2 separate regions of the Homo sapiens genome follow, and region 2 is linked to region 1. Evidence: read pairs that join two places in POLR2A ChIA-PET (ENCODE). Cell type or tissue: B cell. All regions are shown on one strand. Links, peaks and the distances in the headings refer to the core of each region. The heading gives the core; the rest is flanking DNA.

Region 1 (9,204 bases), core at 3,336-5,835:
AGATCATGCTACCACACTCCAGCCTGGGCAACAGAGACAGAAAGAAAAGAAAGAAAGAAAGAAAAGAAAGAAAAAGAAAAAGAAAAGGAAAAAAAGAAAGAAAGAAAAAGAAAAAGCAAGCAAGCAAGAAAGCTAAGTAAAAGATACACTATTAAAGTCTATTTCTGTCTTATAAGTCTCAGTGACAATTTAACCCATTCTTCTATAGTGTGTTAAAACTCATTTTTTTTTTGAGATGGAATTTTGCTCTTGTTGCCCAGGCTGGAGTGCAATGGCATGATATCGGCTCACCGCAACCTCTGCCTCCCGGGTTTAAGCGATTCTCCTGCCTCAGCTCCCTGAGTAGCTGGGATTACAGGTGCCTGCCACCATGCTTGGCTAATTTTGTATTTTTAGTAGAGATGGCGTTTCTCCATGTTCAAAAACAGAAAAGAAGGGCAAGATAGGAATATACATTACCTTTGTTATGGGTTGAACTGCACCCTCCCAAAATTCTTATAATGAACTACTAACCCCTAATACCTCAGAATGTGACCTTTTTTGGAAATAGGGTCATTGCAAGTGTAATTAATTAAGATTAGGTCATTAGGGTGGGCCCTAGTCCAGTGACTGATTTCCTTATAAAAAAGGAAAATTCAGCCGGGCACAGTCGCTCAGGCCTGTAATCCCAGCACTTTGGGAGGCCGAGGCGGTCAGATCGCTTGACCCCAGGAGTTCGAGACCAGCCTGGGCAACATGGCGAAACCCCATGTATATTTTTTCTCTACAAAAAACACAAAAATTAGCTGGGCGTGGTGGTGCACACCTGTAATCCCAGCTACTTGGGAGGCTGAGAATTGCTTGAGTCCAGAAGGAGGTTGCAGTGAGCAGAGATTGTGCCACTGCACTCCAACCTGGGTGACAGAGCAAGACTCTGTCTCAAAAAAAGGAAATTCAGACAATTCAGACACAGGCATACAGGGAGAACACCATGTGAATATGAAGGCAGAAATCAGGATGATACTTTTGCAAGCCATCACCAAAGATTGCCAGCATTCCATCAGGAGCTAGGGGAGATGAATGAATAGATTCTTCCCCACAGCCTCAGAAGGAACCAACCCTGCCAACACCTTGTGCTGGGACCTCCAGCCTCCAGAACCTTGAGACAATAAAGTTCTGGGGTTTTTTTTGTTTTTGTTTTTGTTTTGATTCGGAGTCTCGCTTTGTTGCCCAGGCTGGAGTGCAGTGGCGGGATTTTGGCTTACTGCAACCTCCACCTCCTGGGTTCAAGTGATTCTTCTGCCTCAGCCTCCCTAGTAGCTGGGACTACAGGTGCATGCCACCATGCCTGGCTAAATTTTTTTGTATTTTTAGTAGAGATGGGTTTCACCATATTGGCCAGGCTGGTCTCAAACTCCTGACCTCATGATCCATCCACCTCGGCCTCCCAAAGTGCTGGGACTACAGGCGTGAGCCACCGCGCCCAGCCAAGTTCTGTTGTTTAAGCCACCCAGTCTGTGGTACTTTGTTATGGCAGCCCTAATGAACTAATACGGGCTTTAAGCTATAAATCACTAAGGTTGGTTAAGTTAACAAATCATAACCCTCAAAAATGTTAACCCAACTTGAAAGAAGCTTTTGAAACTGTTTACAGTCCATTTCAGAAATAACAAAAATAGAAATAAATGCAATTATTAAACATATGTCATGTTAAATGACAATAAAGTTATTAAATAATAATTTATTTAAAAAGTATAACCAGTTTTCTTTGATATAAGTAACTGGGTCCCAAATGCTGGTAAAATGAGACAAGTAGGATCCTTCATTAATTTCTCATATCCATTTCCATCTGTTTTTTCTTTTTTTGTTGTTCCATGTGAAACTGAGAAAAAAAAATCTGCGTTTTCAACTTAAACAGTGGTCAACTTAATCTTACTTTTTTGGGAATTTGCTCGCACTCCAGTTTAATTTTCTCTTCTTGTGTTTCTTCAACTTCTGTATCTATTTCATCATCGATTCTGTAGCAAAAATATCAAATAACACAAAAGAGTTTTTTCAACCTGAAGTGTTCATACCACAGCGTTACAATTCACTGCTTTGGCTTGTCTTCAACTTACCCTCAAAGAAATTACAAATTCAAATTCTATACCAAATACTCCAGAAAATGTACAAAATTATGATGACCAATAAATGTCCATATATATTTATGAATAGCCTGTAAAATTTTAGATTATAAAGCCTTAATGTTCAAGTATTAGCAGCTATATAAATCATTCATTCATCCATCATTCCATTAATTCAACAACTACTAAGTACCCACCATGTACGAGGCTCCGGGCCTTAGGCCCTGGACTACAACAATGAAAAATACAGACCCTGTCACTGTGTTCTGAGAGCTTTCTATCTCCTTGGGAGAAAAAAATAAAGCTATTTCAATATGGTATGGTAAGTATAGGGGCATATATGGGGAACACAACCCAGACTTGGGGATCAGAGGCATTCAGAGCCTAAATGATACTTATGAGTTAGCCAAAAAAGAGGAAAGAGGAATGTGAGAGAGAAGGGTATTTTAGGCAGAATGCAGAGTGCCTTTTGAGATTAGGAGCGAGACAAACACATTTAAGTGTAAAGATGAAAAAGAAAAACTGTTTTCAGACTTACAGGACTGAGAAGTTGACCATGCATATATATAACAGTCTGAGACAATTACTTGAGGCTATTCCAGCAAAACTAAATATGAACCCAAGAGGGATGGGAAATATAAGAACATGGTGAACAAAGAAGACAATAAAATGTATAGATGTATCTGAATAATGGTTGATACTAGAAATATAGGGAGCTGAAGAAAATATTATCTTAGTAAGTGGTGACTATTGAACACAAGATTGGGAAAAGCTGTGAATTAAAATATGAGTTACACACCAGATAAAGGCAAGGAATTGGGGAATGTGTCCCATCTCAAGAGAACATGTTACAAAGGGAAAGCACTGACAGCACAAGGAGAATGTGAACAGTGGCTCCGTGGCTGTTCTTTCAAAGTTACAGGAGCTCAGGCTTCACAGCTTTGTCCAATTCAACAGTTTACACTGACTCAGAGCTCCAGAGTTACATCCATCAGATGAGGTACTAAGTTGTGAGCCTGCTACAGAAGCCACCATTACAAGAACCAAAAACCCCAATACTTGTGAATCTTTATAGCTATAGTTTCCAGTAATGAATCATCTCATGGAGTAGGAGGCAACCTCTCCTTAGGCAGAGGAATAATGACAATAATGACCTCAATAGCAGTAACAGCATCAGCCAACACTTGAATGATGCTTACTCTGTGCCAGATGCTGCTCCATACACGTAACACTTACCACAAACAACAGTGTTATGACATACATACTAAAAGCCCATTTTACGGATGAGAAAACAATCACAGAAAGGATATGTAACTTGTCACAGAGCTAATACATGGTGGAGCTGAGATCTGAGCCCCAGCAGGCAGGCAAAGCTCCCAAGTATGTGCCCTACAATCACACTGTTATTCAACACTGCCCATTCTAAATAGATGTCTACTTTCACTGTGAAGGTCTACAATACTCAGCACCCATATTAGACCTATGAGCAGGATAGGACAGAGGTGACCACCTCTTCTCTGTAAAACATGTTCTTTACTTAGCTTCAGAGATAGTGGGCTCTTCTAGTTTCTTCTTTCCACAGCTACTACTTCTCAGTCTCCTTTGTTGGTTCCTTATCTTCACAACTTTCAAAGTCAGTTCTCACCTCTTCTCTTCTTTGTCTATATTCTCATCTATATTCTCATTCCAGGCTATCCCTTTCTATATCATCACTATGAATATCATCTGTATGTAGTTGATTTCAATATCCAAGTCTCTAACCCAAACCCCTCTTCTTAAATCCAAACAGAGCTAACTTCCTAGTCAACATAACCACCTGAACATCTACTAGACATATGTAATCTTAAAACATCCAACACTGAACTCTTGCTCTTCTCTCTGAAGCCTAATCCTTCTTGCTATCTAAAACGGCAACACCATCCCTCTCAAGATCCCTACCAAAACCTTAAAGTCAATCTTGATTCCTCTCTCACATCCCCATCCAATCTCTGAGGAAATCCAGTTTATTCTATCTTCAACATACCCACGTTTGACCACTTCTTGCCACTAATACAACAATCCAAGCTGCTCTGGCACCCCTACATTCTACTCTCAACACAACTAGAATGACCCTGCTAAAATATTTCAAATGTCACTCTGCTGAAAAACCCTCCAATGGTCTCTTGTCTCATTCAGAGTAAAAGCCAAAGTCCTTATTTCGGCACCTACCAGTTCCTCCATGATTGGGCTCCCCTAACCCTACCCCAGTACCTCGCAGACTTCCAAGTCCCTCTTACTCCACCCCAGCTGTCCTGGCCACTTTGCTCCCCTAACCCAATCACACCAAGCTCACTCCGTCTGAGGACCTTTATACAGACTCCTCTCCACCCCTCTGGACTATGAAACCCCCTCACCTCCTTCAGGTCCCTACACAGATTTTTAAAACTTACCAATGTTATCAGTGAGGCTTTCCTTATCTACCTTCTTAAAATATCTACACCTCCCAGCCGGGCGCGGTGGCTCACGCCTGTAATCCCAGCACTTTGGGAGGCCAAGGCGGGCAGATCACAAGGTCAGGAGATCGAGACCATCCTGTCTAACATGGTGAAACCCCGTCTCTACTAAAAATACGTCGGGCGTGGTGGCAGGCGCCTGTAGTCCCAGCTACTCGGGAGGCTGAGGCAGGAGAATGGTGTGAACCCGGAAGGCAGAGCTTGCAGTGAGCCGAGATCGCGCCACTGCACCCCAGCCTGGGCGACAGAGCCAGACTCTGCTCAAAAAAATAAAAAAAAAACCCACAAAACTACTCCCTCCCTACCATCCCACCAGTGCTTATTTTCCCCTTACCCTTCATTCATTTTCTCAGGGCATTTAGTACCACCTAAAATATGATATATTTATGTATGTCTCCCCCTTCCCCTAATAATGTAAATTCATTAGTACAGAAATTTTCATCTCTTCTTCATTTACTACTATATCCCCAAGGCCGTAGCAGGTGCTCAATACGATTTTTTGAATGAATGAGAAGTATTCCCATCACAAATTACTCGGAAAAAAAACCAGAAACCATATGAGAAAAGACTGATTCATCTGACTGCATAAAACCAAACCACAACATCCCCATTCCTTTTTACATTGAAAAATAATGCCATAGGCAAAGACAAATGACAATTGGGAGTAAAGTATTCGCAGATAAGAGATCCTAGAATGTGAAAAAGACCAAAAAGGAGAAAAATGGGCAAATAATATGGACAGCTCACCATACTTCCATACCATCCTTCACCCATCATTTTGGCAAAATTCCAAGTGTCTTTTATGTATTGCAGTCAAGTTTTGGGGAATGGAGCTTGTGTCCAACACACTTTGAAACTGATAGCTGCTGTTCGGATTTTTAAATGTTGCTATTATCTTTTTTTTGTGTGATGAATTCTTATGTATTTTATAACATATCAATTAGTACCAGTTATTTTTCTTAGTAAATTATATCATCTGCAAGTAATTAGTGTATCTGTCTCTTTCCAATATTTATAGGGCTTATTTTAAAATTTTAGTCATTTTGCATGAGAAGCTTGGTGATAAAATCATGGATCCTGGACATAGCTCTTCCACTTACACTGTGCAATCTCGGCAGGTTATTTAGCCTCTCCGTGCCTCAGTTTTCCCATCTGTAAAACGAGGACGGCATCATCTTCTCTTTAAGTTTGTTTTGAGGATTAAGTGATTTATTTCATGTAAAGCACAAGGTAAAGCTCTGGATGATCAGTTAAGGTAAAATTTGAGATAGAGTGAACAGCTGACCAATATCGAATGGTAAAATCAATCACAACTGGAAATATATCTCAGTTGAGGGAAATAAAAGACGTAGGTTTAAGAACAAAGATGGTGGTTTTTAGCATTTCAAATCACTAGACACTGCTCCAAAAATATAATCTACAAATTAGGGCCATCTGACCAAGAGTCTCACTTGCTTTTCCAACCTAATGGAAATATTAAGTCCAAATGACGTCTGTTGCTTTATTGTGGTCTTTAGGGTCTTTCCATGCAAATCAGTGGACTAATGGCAGAGTATTGCCTATTCTTTACCTTTCAATAAACTTGTGGTTTCATCCTTTCTACAGAAAAGAACCTAGGAGGTGTCAGTGAAAAAGGTCACATCAGTGTCCTCTGGGAGTTTACGGTCTCGTGGAAACAGGCAACAACGGTAAAGACAGACGCTACGGGACCACAGAGGCGGGCTCCTCACCCGCTGCTGTGCAGAGAAAGGGGCGCATCCCGGAGCCTTCTCGCCTCCACCCCGCTCCCCCGCCCAGGCTCTCGACAGCCCCGGCCCTGACGGCCTAAGCCTGAGCCCCGCGTTCAGCTTCTGCTCCCACCCGGACCCCGCACGACCTCTATAGGTCAGACGGTGGCGCCCGGCCGGCCCACGTGCTCCCCACGGGCCCTCGCGACGCGGCCCGGACGTGGCCCCGGACTGCCTCCAATCCAGAAGAAACTAAGAGGCGGAGTCCCGCTGAGCCCCTGCATTCAAAAGATGAAAAGATATGGGATCACCTTTCGTCAGAGTCCGTGGCCGTTTTGCCGAGGGCCGGGTTGGGGGGTTTTGAGAAAAGATTCTCAAAATCCATGACCCAGACAGGTCCTCCCTTTCGCGAGCCGGGAAGCTACAGAGTAACAACCCGAGAGAGTGACAACCCGGACGCGACGAGACGGACCCAGAGCCGCGCCAGGGCCACAGGCTCCGCCCCGCGCAGCCTCACCTGCCCCGCGCATGCGCTGCACCGCCCTCCGCGACTCTGGGCAGGCCGGGTCTCTCCCTGCCTCCTTCGCCTCGGCTCTGCGCAGGCGCCGCCGTGGTTGCCCTTCTGTAAGCTTTTTCGTCCTTTACCTCAGATAGTAGAATTTTGTTTATTTTATTTATTTATTTGTTTGTTTGTTTGTTTATTTAAAGACAGAGTCAAGCTCTGTCGTCCAGGCTGGACTGCAGTGGCGTGATCTCGGCTCACTGCAACCTCCGCCTCCCGGGTTCAAGCAAGTCTCCTGCTTCAGCCTCCTGAGTAGCTGGGACTACAGGTGTCTGCCACCACGCCCAGCTAATTTTTGTATTTTTAGTAGAGACGGGATTTCACCATGTTGGCCAGGATGGTCTCGATCTCTTGATCTCGTGATCCGCCCGCCCCAGCCTTCCAAAGTGCTGGGATTACAGGCGTGAGCCACCGCGCCCGGCCCCAGCCCAGAATTTTTAAAATTAGTTGTTAGGATTCTGCTTTCACCTTGGTGAAAACTCTTCCATCAAAATCACAGTATTTCTAAGGGATGGTAGTAACAGCTAACATTTATCTGAGCACTCCACTACTATTCCTTAGAAATAGCGTTTCACATGTTAGCTAACTTAATCCTCACAACAGCCCTGTAAAAGATGTTCTATTACCATTCACAGTTTTGAAATGAATAAACAGATGTGTAGTCAGGTAATGTAACTTGTAGGGTCTCTACAATTGAATGGGAATTAAAATGAATACACAAGTAACCTCAAGACAGAAAAGTCCGTTAAAAAGTACCAAATACTAAGAGAATTCAGAAGAGGGAAAAAATTGCATCCAGTTGGGAAGGCTTCTTGAGAAGGGAGTATTTGAGCTGGGTCTTGAGATATTTCCATAGGAAAAGAGGAAGTGGGCATTCCAAGTAGAGAGAATTGTATGAAGGCAGGAAAATAGAGCATGCTGTTGCAGAACAGGAAATTGCTCAGTTTTGCTCAATGTAATGCCATTTAAGGGACCTGTAGAAAGGAAGGCTCAAACCCTAGGTTGGGCCAGTGATAGAGAACCTGACTTGCTTCTGTAAGTGAAGGGAGTGTTTGATTCTTGGCATGAATCAGGATCCCTTTACCGATTAGTGAAGGGAACTATTTGAAGCCAGACATCTTCCCCAGGGAAATTCTACTTTCCCATGTTGTTTATATTGTAGGCCATCACCTATGGAACATGAATCATTACTAAAAATTCAGAGAAAAAATTGAATTAAGGAGATAAAAACTAGAATTACCCCCTCTTTAGCAGGAAGCATTATTATAGAACCCAAATTGTTACCATACACACTTTTTTATATAAAATATCCAACATACAGCAAAAGATAACCAGACACAAATGAAAATTAGATTGGTAGGTAAAAAGCAGCTAAAACATCTGACCTGCAAAGGCATCAGACACTAGCATTTTCAGACAAAGACTATATAAAAGGCTACATATGTTTGTGTTAGATTGATGCCAAAAAAGGCCCCAATTTCTCCAACCTTTCCTGTATCCATGTCCTTTGCAATGTGACTTTGCAGCTCCTCCCATAAAGAGGTAGGATCTATTTCACCTCCTCTTTAATCTGAGTTGATTTTGCCTGATAGAATGACTTGTCTTAGCTAGTAGAATGCAGAAGTGGCCTGCCAATACCAAGCCAAGGCCCCAAGAGGCTTTGTATGTGTCTGCTGTCTCTTATATGCCTGCCTTCTTCAGGACAATAAACTCAGGCTACCCTGCTGACGATAAGGGAGAGGCATGTAGAAGATAAGGCTAATGGAGGACAGCGAAAACACCCAGTCAACAGCTAGCAAAACCCTAAAAGCAAAGCCTCCTAGGCAACATACAGCTGAGCACACACATGATGGAGTCCTGCAGAGAACCAAAGACTCTCAGATGATCCCAGTCCAAATTACTAACCCACATAAATAAATGGTCCTTGTTTTAAGCCACTAAGTTTTTAAGTAGTTTACTACATAGTAATATCTAACTAATAAAAAAGAAACTATAAAAAGTGTCATAGAGAAATTGGGGAGAAGTAACCAAGTAGAACTTCTAGAAATAAAAAATATAATACTGAAATTTTTAAAAATCAGTGGATGGGGCTGGGCGTGGTGGCTCACACCTGTAATCCCAGCACTTTGGGAGGCCAAGGCCGGTGGATCACAAGGTCAAGAGATAGAGACCATCCTGCCAAAATGGTGAAACCCTGTCTCTAATAAAAATACAAAAATTAGCTGGGCGGGTTGGCGCACGCCTGTAGTCCCAGCTACTCAGGAGTCTGAGGCAGGAGAATCGCTTGAACCCGGGAGGCGGAGGTTGCAGTGAGCTGAAAT
Region 2 (9,204 bases), core at 4,455-6,954, 93 kb before region 1:
CATCCTGCAAGTGGTAGTTGGTTCTCAGAGGAAGGGAGCCTGGTGATCTCTGAGGAATCTTCCGTGGACCCGCCGGAGTAAACACTGTGCGAGAAGGGGCTGGAGGGGAGATGGACAAGAATTCCCGGAGAAGGGCAGGGGTGGATGGAGCGTTCCATGGGCCTTCTTGCTTCCAAGAGCCTTAAAACCAGCTCCTCCCCTCGCCCAGCTCTCAGCACTGGTCTGCGTCTTCCAGAACCATCCATGCCACCTCTACTCCAGCTTGGAAAAACCTGGATGGGGTGACATCTGTTGTTCCTTCTCTAACTGGTTCTCTGCAAACATTGCCATTGGTGTCAAGTTAGATGAAGTACTCACCCCTTTAAAGAGTTTCATAACAGAAACGGTAAACCTTGATATTTTTCTACTCAAAGATGGAAGGTTTCACTGCATGTCTCCTCTTAGTTCCATTTCAAAGAAGTTATTAATTCAAAGAAATGGAAACTATTCGTCATTATTTATTGTCAATGACATAAGTTGGGCCACGACTGGTTTTGAAGGGATGAAAATTTATACCATTTGAGGGGATCTCTCTAAGAAAAAGATTTAAAACGGGGCGCCTCAAGAGCCCTGGAAGAGGCCTGGGAAAGTGAGGACCCAGACATGGCAGCTTCCTCAGCTTCGAGGGGACGGCCTCTGGAACACGCTCTGTCCTTCCTGGTGTGCAGGGGCCTCCCCTTGCTGCCCTGTCTGGATCTGACCTTCACCCACTCCCACCTTGGAGAGTGGGAGGTCAGCTTCGAGGGCTGTGCGGAGCCTGGGGTTGCTTTTCACTGTTGGGACCTGGAACCCTGAGATGGGAAAGCCTCACCCAAAAGCCAGCCCTTCACTGAGCAGCAGGTGGACAGCCCTTGAGGGTCCGGCCGGCTTCCTGTCCATCCCATAGCCCCTCACAGCACCCTTGGCCTGACCTCAGCAAGGACCACATGTGCATGGAAGGAAATGGCCTGCTTCCATGCATGGCTCAGAGCAGGGGAGGGTGGTGGGTTTGGGAGGGGAATGGCAGACAACTGTGGCTGTGGGCAAGGAGCCCCCTGCCCAGACTGAAAAGAGTGCATTGAGGAATGAGAATTGAGACTCAGAGACAGGCCGGTTGCTCTGCTCGTTAACATGAAAATGATGCCACAGCCAGTGTTGAGGGGAAAGAGCTGACATAGAGCCTGCATCCTGTGGGGCTGCATGGTGACGTCTGTGCAAGGGAGCACCTGTGTCTAACCCAAGACTTGAAACCCAACGAAAAGTTAACAGTGGTTGTCTCTGGTTGTGGGACTTGTTCTTTGTTTGAATGCATTTTTCTGTATTTTGAATTGTTTTGCAGAGATTATGCTTTCTTTTTATGATCAAGCAAAATGATAAAGCTTTCTCAGCTTGGAAAAAGGGGGCACTGGGGTCTCAGGCCCCTCACATGACCTCATTTGTCCCCATAATGTGGGTCTCATGGGTGCATGTCTTGGTATGTAAGGATTCCAGCTTCATCATCTAGCTTTGCAAAGGAGCTCGGTGATGCCTGTGCCTATACCAACTCAGGTGACAGATGAGCATGGCATCCAGGACCTGCCCTGTTAGGAGCAGCTGCAGCTCAGACCCTCAAACCTCATGTCAAAGGCACGGATACTCTCTGCTTCTCGGGCTCCCTGGCCCCAGCCCCGGCATGCTGGCTTGCCGAGAGCAGCAAGATGCTTCCTTGTACCACGCTCTGTTTCATCAGCCTCACCCCAGAGAGGTTGGAGGCTGGGATGGGCCACAGCCTCCTCACCTTCCCTCGGCAAGTCAGCCTGGAGCCTTCCTGTCTCCCTCCCCGCCTGGGACGGAGATGCAGCCTTGGTTTGCTTGGTCTTGAAGATGTTTAAGGTTTTTCCGTGGTAACTGGCAAGCTGGGCACATCTCACCCTCAATGAGCACCGGGGAGAAAGCAGCTGGCGCCTGTTGCCCACGGAGCAGGAAGTGGCACCGGAAGCAGAGGGCAGTTGTGCCTGGAGCCAGCAGCACTGGGGTTAGAAATACTTGGCTGCCCAGCGGCCAAGTAGAAGACAAGACCCTGTCCCTCCACACACACTCCCCTGCTTCCTTTACTTCCTGGAGCCCCAGGCCATCACCCCAGGTTCCTGGCAGTATGCTTGCCCTTCCCAGCGCAGCCTTTGGCACAGATTTCTCCCGGCTTCAAAACTGAGCCCTCCATGTACCCGGGGCAGCTGCGGCTCCGCGAACCCACTTTCAGCTGTCAGGGCCTGGCCAGCTCGTAGCGCAGGAGGCAGCTGTTCGCCTGGCTGGATGTGGGCAAGGACGTCTCCTCCACCTTCCCTTCACGCTTCCTGCCCCCGCTGCCCAGGTGCCCAACCTGAACTTTGCACGGGAGTGAGAAATCTACTGTGGGGCATTTGGGCTCAGTCCTATCAATCCCTAGTGCAAATTCATCAATAAGATCATTCACCACACAGGAGCCTGTGAGAACAAAGGAGGCAGTCCATTGGGGTGGCCGGCGGGGCTGGGTGGGAGTCAGACTTCCTGGCCTGGCTCTACTGCTCCTAAGCCCCATGATTTGGGGGAAGGTGTTTGACTTTCAGCCTCCATATCTTTCTCTATGAAATGGAGACAAGCCCCGTTTCTCCACGGGGTTGCTGCCGGCCAGTAGCTGAACTATTCTTTGTTACAGCGAAGAAGCTCTTTGTAGACTGAAGTACACAAATGCAATTGACATATAAACCATGAAGTCATCTATAAAAGCAGAGCCCCCCTTTTTTAAGGAAGGGGACGTGGGTGTGGGAAATCAGGTTTGGGTGGCAGGGCTGCACGGTGCTGGGCAGGTACGGGGTTGCAGGAGGTCGCTCCTGAGTGCCCCAGGACCTGCGTGGGAGGGACCACAACGTGGGAGGAGGAAGGAAAACAAACCAAACTTCTCTTCCGAGCAATTGCGTTTGGGGCTGTGCCTGGTCAGGCCCTGGGTATGGTGGAGGCCCAGGAGCCCCCGGGATTAACGAATTCCAGGGGCAACTGGGGATTCAACTGTGTCAAAAGCATCCATTCAGTCTGGCCAGTGAGTCATCTGTTTGGTGAAATCTCCACGGTGCAGAGGCCTGGCAGCCTCCCTGGGAGAGCGGCAGTGGCTCCATTCCCACCGCGGTGGTGGTGGTGGTTGTGGTTGTGGTGCTTCGTTGGTGAGGCTGGAAGCCACCCTGGCTGTGGGGGCCACACACCTCCCTGCCACTTTACTGTTCCACTGTATTTTAGAGAGTTTTTTTGAATTATAAAACCAATACTCAGTAGAAAAAAAATTAAGTAGAAAAAATAAAATTAAGACTGGGTGCGGTGGCTCACACCTGTAATCCCAGCGCTTTGGGAGGCCAAGGCAGGCAGATCACCTGAAGTCAGGAGTTCGAGACCAGCCTGGGCAACATGGCGAAGCCCCGTCTCTACTAAAAATACAAAAATTAGCGGGGCATGGCGGTGGGCACCTGTAATCCCAGCTACTAGGGAGGCTGAGGCATGAGAATCACTTGAACCCGGGAGGTGGAGGTTGCAGCGAGTTGAGATTGTGCCATTGCACTCCAGCCTGGGTGATAGAGTGAGACTCTATCTCATTAAAAAAAAATTAAATTAAATTAAAACATAATCCATAAGCCTATCCCTAAAGATAACCATCATCGTCTTGATGTGTCTCCTGTCTCCTGTGCAGGCAGCAGAGTCCAGGCTGTGCTGTTGTAACACACAGCCCCCAGTGAATGTGAATGGCCTTAGTAGAGACCTGCTTGCTCCACAAGGCCGAGGTCCCATCCCTCCCCACTTGATTCACCCCTCCTTTACTATTTTTCATGTCCTGGCTCTTTTTCTTAATTAGGTAATTAATTTTTTTGAGGCAGGGTCTCACTCTGTCACCAAAGCTGAGTACAGTTGTGCAATCATGACTCACTGCAGCCTCAACCTCCCAGGCTCAAGTGATCTTCCTGCCTACAGGCGAGCACCACCATGCCCAGCTAATTTTTTATTTTTTGTAGAGACAGGGTCTCAGTCTGTTGCCCAGGGTGGTCTTGAACTCCTGGATGCAAGTGATCCCAAAGTGCTAGGATTACAGGCGTGAGCCACCGCACCCAGCCTGTCCTGGTTCTTTGGTTCTTTTTTTTTTTTTTGAGACGGAGTCTCGCTGTCGCCCAGGTTGGAGTGCAGTGGCGCGATCTCGGCTCACTGCAGGCTCTGCCCCCCGGGGTTCACGCCATTCTCCTGCCTCAGCCTCCTGAGTAGGTGGGACTACAGGCACCCGCCACCTCACCCGGATAATTTTTTGTATTTTTAGTAGAGATGGGGTTTCACCGTGTTAGCCAGGATGGTCTCGATCTCCTGACCTTGTGATCCGCCCGCCTCGGCCTCCCAAAGTGCTGGGATTACAGGCGTGAGCCACCGTGCCCAGCCTGTCCTGGTTCTTAAAGGCAGTTGAGATTGGAAATATTTAGTTTGGTTTTGTTGTTGTTGTTGTTTTTGAGATAGGGTTTCAATGTTATCCAGGCTGGAGTGCAGTGATGTGATTGCAGCTCACTGCAACCTCCCTCCCAGGCTCAGGCAATCATCCCACCTCAGCCTTCCAAGTAGCTGGCACTACAGGCATACATCACCGGGCTCGGCTAATTTTTTTGTTTTTAATTATTTTATTTTATTTTATTTATTATTTTGAGACAGAGTCTTGCTCTGTTGCCCAGCCTGGAGTGCAGTGGTGCAGTCTCGGCTCACTGCAACCTCTGCCTCCCAGGTTCAAGCGATTCTCCTGCCTCAGCCTCCCGAGTAGCTGGGATTACAGGCACCTGCCACCATGCCCGGCTAATTTTAAAAATATTTGTAGTTGAGACTGGGTTTCACCATGTTGGCCACGCTGGTTTCGAACTTCTGACCTCACATGATCCGCTCGGCTCAGCCTCCCAAAGTGCTAGGATTACAGGCATGAACCACCGAGCCTGGCTGAATTTTTAAATTTTTTGTAAAGATGAGGTCTCACTATATTGCACAGGCTGGTCTCGAACTTCTGGCCTCAAGCAATCCACCCACCTTGACCACCCAAAGTGCTGGGATTACAGGCATGAGCCACCGTACCCGGCCAGGAAACCTTGAGAATTTTAGCATTAAGTAGAATGCTGGCACCTCCGGGGAGTGGCCATCTGCCATCTAGAAGACATCACCAGAAACTAACACTGCCGATGCCTTGATCTTGGACTTCTAGCCCCGGAACTGTGAGGAAATAAGTTTCTGTTGTTTGAACAAGCAAACAAAAAGTATGATGCTTGATGCTGCTTTAAGTTAGGTAGCCTTTATCATGATAAGCATGATCCTCCATTTTCTGCCTTTCTATGGCTTAAAAAAAAAATCATCAGAACTGAACATTGACTTTTATTGAATGCCTCTTTAACTCTAGTGAGTTTTTTTTTTTCTTATTTCCCATGTTATATGTCTTTAAAGAATAGGAACCATTGGGCATTCCTGTTTTGCCTGTTTTACATGTATTATTGGCCCTTTGCTTTTAAAAATGTCTAAGAGTGACAGAAAGAAAATGTTTGCCAAGGCCCAGGGTTTTCAGAGCATTAACTTAGAGTGAAGAATTAGAGAGAATCTCTCAGAGTGGCAGCGTGGTGATTATAAGGCTCTTTGGGTTCAAATAACTGTTCATCCACCCGGTCATTTAGAGTCATCCGTCCTGCCTGCATTTTGTTTTTGTCAAGGGGTGAACTGGGGCTACCATGCATGTACTTGGGGCTGTCCAGCGGCAGGTCACTTTTACGTTGCGTTGAGTGAGCTTCAAACGCGGTTTGGACCCCGTGGCTTCGGCGATTTCGGAAGCTCAGACAAGCATGTGGGACTGAGTCAGTCTCAATGGGTGGTGGCGGCGATGTCTTCTCTCCGCAGAACTGTCTCAGCAAACAGCAGCTCCTCTCGGCCATCCGCCAGCTGCAGCAGCTGCTGAAGGGCCAGGAGACACGCTTCGCCGAGGGCATCCGCCACATGAAGAGCCGGCTGGCCGCGCTGCAGAACTCTGTGGGCAGGGTGGGCCCAGATGCCCTTCCAGGTGGGTCCCCACGTCGGCACCGCTGGGGCGGCAGCGCAGCACTCGAGCACTCTCCCCGAGACGCTCCCAGCTGGAGGCCCCTCGTCACCCCTCACCCTTCCCCCATCACCTTCCATCTTCCAACTGTGGCCCCCCCTTTTTTATTTATTATTTATTTATTTATTTATTTTTTTGAGACGGAGTCTCGCTCTGTCGCCCAGGCTGGAGTGCAGTGGCGCGATCTCGGCTCACTGCAAGCTCCGCCTCCCGGGTTCACGCCATTCTCCTGCCTCAGCCTCCCGCGTAGCTGGGACTACAGGCGCCCGCCACCACGCCCGGCTAATTTTTTGTATTTTTAGTAGAGACGGGGTTTCACCTTGTTAGCCAGGATGGTCTCGATCTCCTGACCTCGTGATCCGCCCGCCTCGGCCTCCCAAAGTGCTGGGATGACAGGCGTGGGCCACCGCGCCGGGCCAATCTGTGGCCCATTTGTAAGCCTGGTTGGTGGCAGTGGGGGTGGGGGGAGCACATTAGAAAGGCAGCTGCCCCCTTTCTTCTCCCTCAGCCTCAATGTCACCCCTTTTCTTCTTCAGCCTTTTCATTCTGGCCTTAACAACTATCACGTCTTCATACGGACCAAACTGTTGCAAGGCGCCACTTTTAGATCACGCACTGCTTTTCCCTTCCCCGTCCACAAGTTGGATCCAGTTTTGGTTTTGTTTTCATTTTTGATTTTACTTTAAGATAATTTTTTAGAGCAGTTTTAAGTTCATAGCAGAGTTGAGTGGAAAGCACTGCGTTCCTCCACACCCTCTGTGCGTGCACACACACGCGCACGCACACGCGCACGCACACGCACACGCAGACGCACGCACACGCACACACGCACGCACACACACAAGCACGCGCACACGCACGCACACGCACACACGCGCACGCACACACGCACGCACACGCAGACGCACACGCACGCACACGCACACACGCACGCACACACACGCACACACAAGCACGCATACACGCACGCACACGCGCACACACACACACACACACTCAGCCCGAGCCAGTGCAATACACTGGTTCCAGTCCATGACCAAGGTTGGCTCCAGTGCTTCAGGCGTGAAAGTGCACCCTCCAGGGAGTCCCCGTTAGTACCAGGACGGTTGGGAGGGAAGGGCTGCTGAGGACAAGTTCCACTTGTCTGATGAGGCTACAGCCGACACCCCAGACTCCCTCCCATGAGGGCAGGACTCTGACAGACACAAGGGCACTTTTTCATGCTTGCCCTGTAACAGCTTTCACACCGCCAAGACCCAGAGATGGGCGGCTGGTTTTCCTCCGGTGTCTTAGGGTGCTGGGGGACAGGGGCCAGTCATCATGTTCATTCAAAGTCAGGAGCCTGTGGAATATCTGACATCATTTACTCACTGCAGACACATTTATCAAGGGCTGTCTTTGTTGAGTGAGTTGAAGTTTCCTGGGGAAGGCGTTGGATTTCCTACCTTCTCGGAGATGATGGTGGCAAATCCAGCTCTCAACGGCACTGAGTCCGTTCCTGTTTTCCTTGGCTCCACAGCTGCAGAAATAACCACCAGCCAAGCCTCACACTTTCCAAGGCACTGTGAGGCCCAAGCCCTCACTGGGGCTCCACACACCCCAACTCCATGGTGCAGGCAGGGTGTCTTTCCTTCCTGCCTCAGATGGGGAAACTGAGGCCAAGACAAGTAAGTTAGCGGTCAAGGCCTGACTCCACAAAGCCTTCCTTGTTTTCATGGGGTCAGAGCTGCCTGCGGTCCCTGGGAGTTTCAGTGGAGCCCACAGGGAATGTTATACAATTCCCCTGCCCATGTGAGAGGGCCCTGCCCATGTGAGAGGGCCCTGCCCGCTAGACAGATAGAAAGGCAGTTATTATTACATTATTCATCCTCCTTCCCAAGATTCAGGGGCTTTCATCTCTGAAATGTACAACATTTTTTAAAGTGCCAAATTCTCTTTTTAAAAAATCGCCATCATGTATTGTATTTCTAAGTGTGTGGGGGACCCCGTGCTGGGTACTTTATGCGTGCAGAGGCTGATCCTGTGACAGCCCTGCAGAGGACAGGCAGCTGTCAGGATCCCTTTTCAGGGTGTGGTGGGGGTTGGGCCCGCACCTGGAGGAAAGCCAGACACCTGCCCAGATCAAATGGCACATAGTGGGAAAACTACCTTATTGCTTTTTAAAAGAGAGACAAGGTCTCGCTCTGTCACCCAGGCTGGAGAGCAGTGGAGTGATCCTAGTTCACTGCAGCCTCCCAGGCTCAAGCGATCCTCTCACCTCAGCCTCCTAGGTAGCTAGGATTACAGGTGCACACCACTGCACCTGATTTTGAAAATTTTGTAAAGATGGGGTCTCACTATGTTGCCCAAGCTGATCTTGAACTCCCAGGCTCAAGCGATCCTCCAGCCTCAGCTTCGCAAAGTGCTGGGATTACAGGCGGGTGCTCCTGTGCCAGGCCTGTTTTGCCTTTTTTTTTTTTTTTTAAGGGAATTTGCTGGGAGTCAGGAAGAATAATTTCCAGTTCTGGAGAATTCTTGGTCTTCCTCTCTGGCTTCCATATGAAGTACCTCCCTCCTGTTTCCTGGGTGCATCATCACAACCCATCAGCTTCAGGGTTCATCCAGAGCAGCCTCAGCGGATTCATGTCCCCATGTTGCTGAGACTGCTTAACTGTGGGTCTCACTCCTTACATGCTAACTTCACCTCGGAAGGCGCAGGGAGCTTCGCTGTGGCTCTGCACACTCAGTAGGATGTGCTTCTCGCCAACAGAATCAACCAAAGGACACGTTCCCCTTCTGTCACTAGAGAAGGGCCTTCAGCTCCCATTTGGGATGTGACTACAAATTGATTTTTAATTAATTTGTATCCATTAATCCACTCCATTCACATTTATTAAGCATCTATTAAGTGCCAGATACTGTTCAATCTATTCAGGTATGGTGTATTTGTGAGTTGCAGGTAGTTTTCTTTTGTCGAGGTTTTTAAAGATTTTTCATCCCCAAAGAGACCCTACTATTTTCCCCCAATGCATTTTAAAACTCTTTAACGCAATAAAGTACTAGATGTAAAAAAAAAGAACTATAAAGTAATTTATTTCAGAGGCTGA

What was found. ChIA-PET counts read pairs that join two places held together with the same protein. Peaks named below come from ENCODE experiments on the same cell type or tissue, not always from the same donor. Only the 100,000 strongest peaks of a DNase experiment are listed, where the experiment ranks them.
Region 2: POLR2A ChIA-PET joins it to region 1 with 7 read pairs; 8 of 35 experiments call an interaction of 5 or more read pairs at or near these places.

What each region holds. Positions count from the first base shown.
Region 1 is chr2:112,248,276-112,257,479 of GRCh38, forward strand. ZC3H8 (zinc finger CCCH-type containing 8) reads right to left here and starts at 6,767. Exons shown (of 9, transcript NM_032494.3): 1 at 6,633-6,767; 2 at 1,916-1,997. The coding sequence starts at 6,706. RefSeq lists a silencer at 6,740-6,949 and a cis regulatory region at 8,500-8,751. In B cell, for the core only: no CTCF peak of the experiment used is centred there; no DNase peak of the experiment used is centred there; H3K4me3 peaks cover 156 bases; H3K27ac peaks cover 42 bases.
Region 2 is chr2:112,153,754-112,162,957 of GRCh38, forward strand. It overlaps FBLN7 (fibulin 7), which reads left to right. Exons shown (of 8, transcript NM_153214.3): 2 at 5,923-6,082. Among named protein-coding and RNA genes, the nearest start is that of FBLN7, 20 kb to the left of the region's middle. RefSeq lists an enhancer at 2,785-3,614. In B cell, for the core only: no CTCF peak of the experiment used is centred there; a DNase peak (open chromatin) is centred at 5,998; H3K4me3 peaks cover 486 bases; H3K27ac peaks cover 526 bases.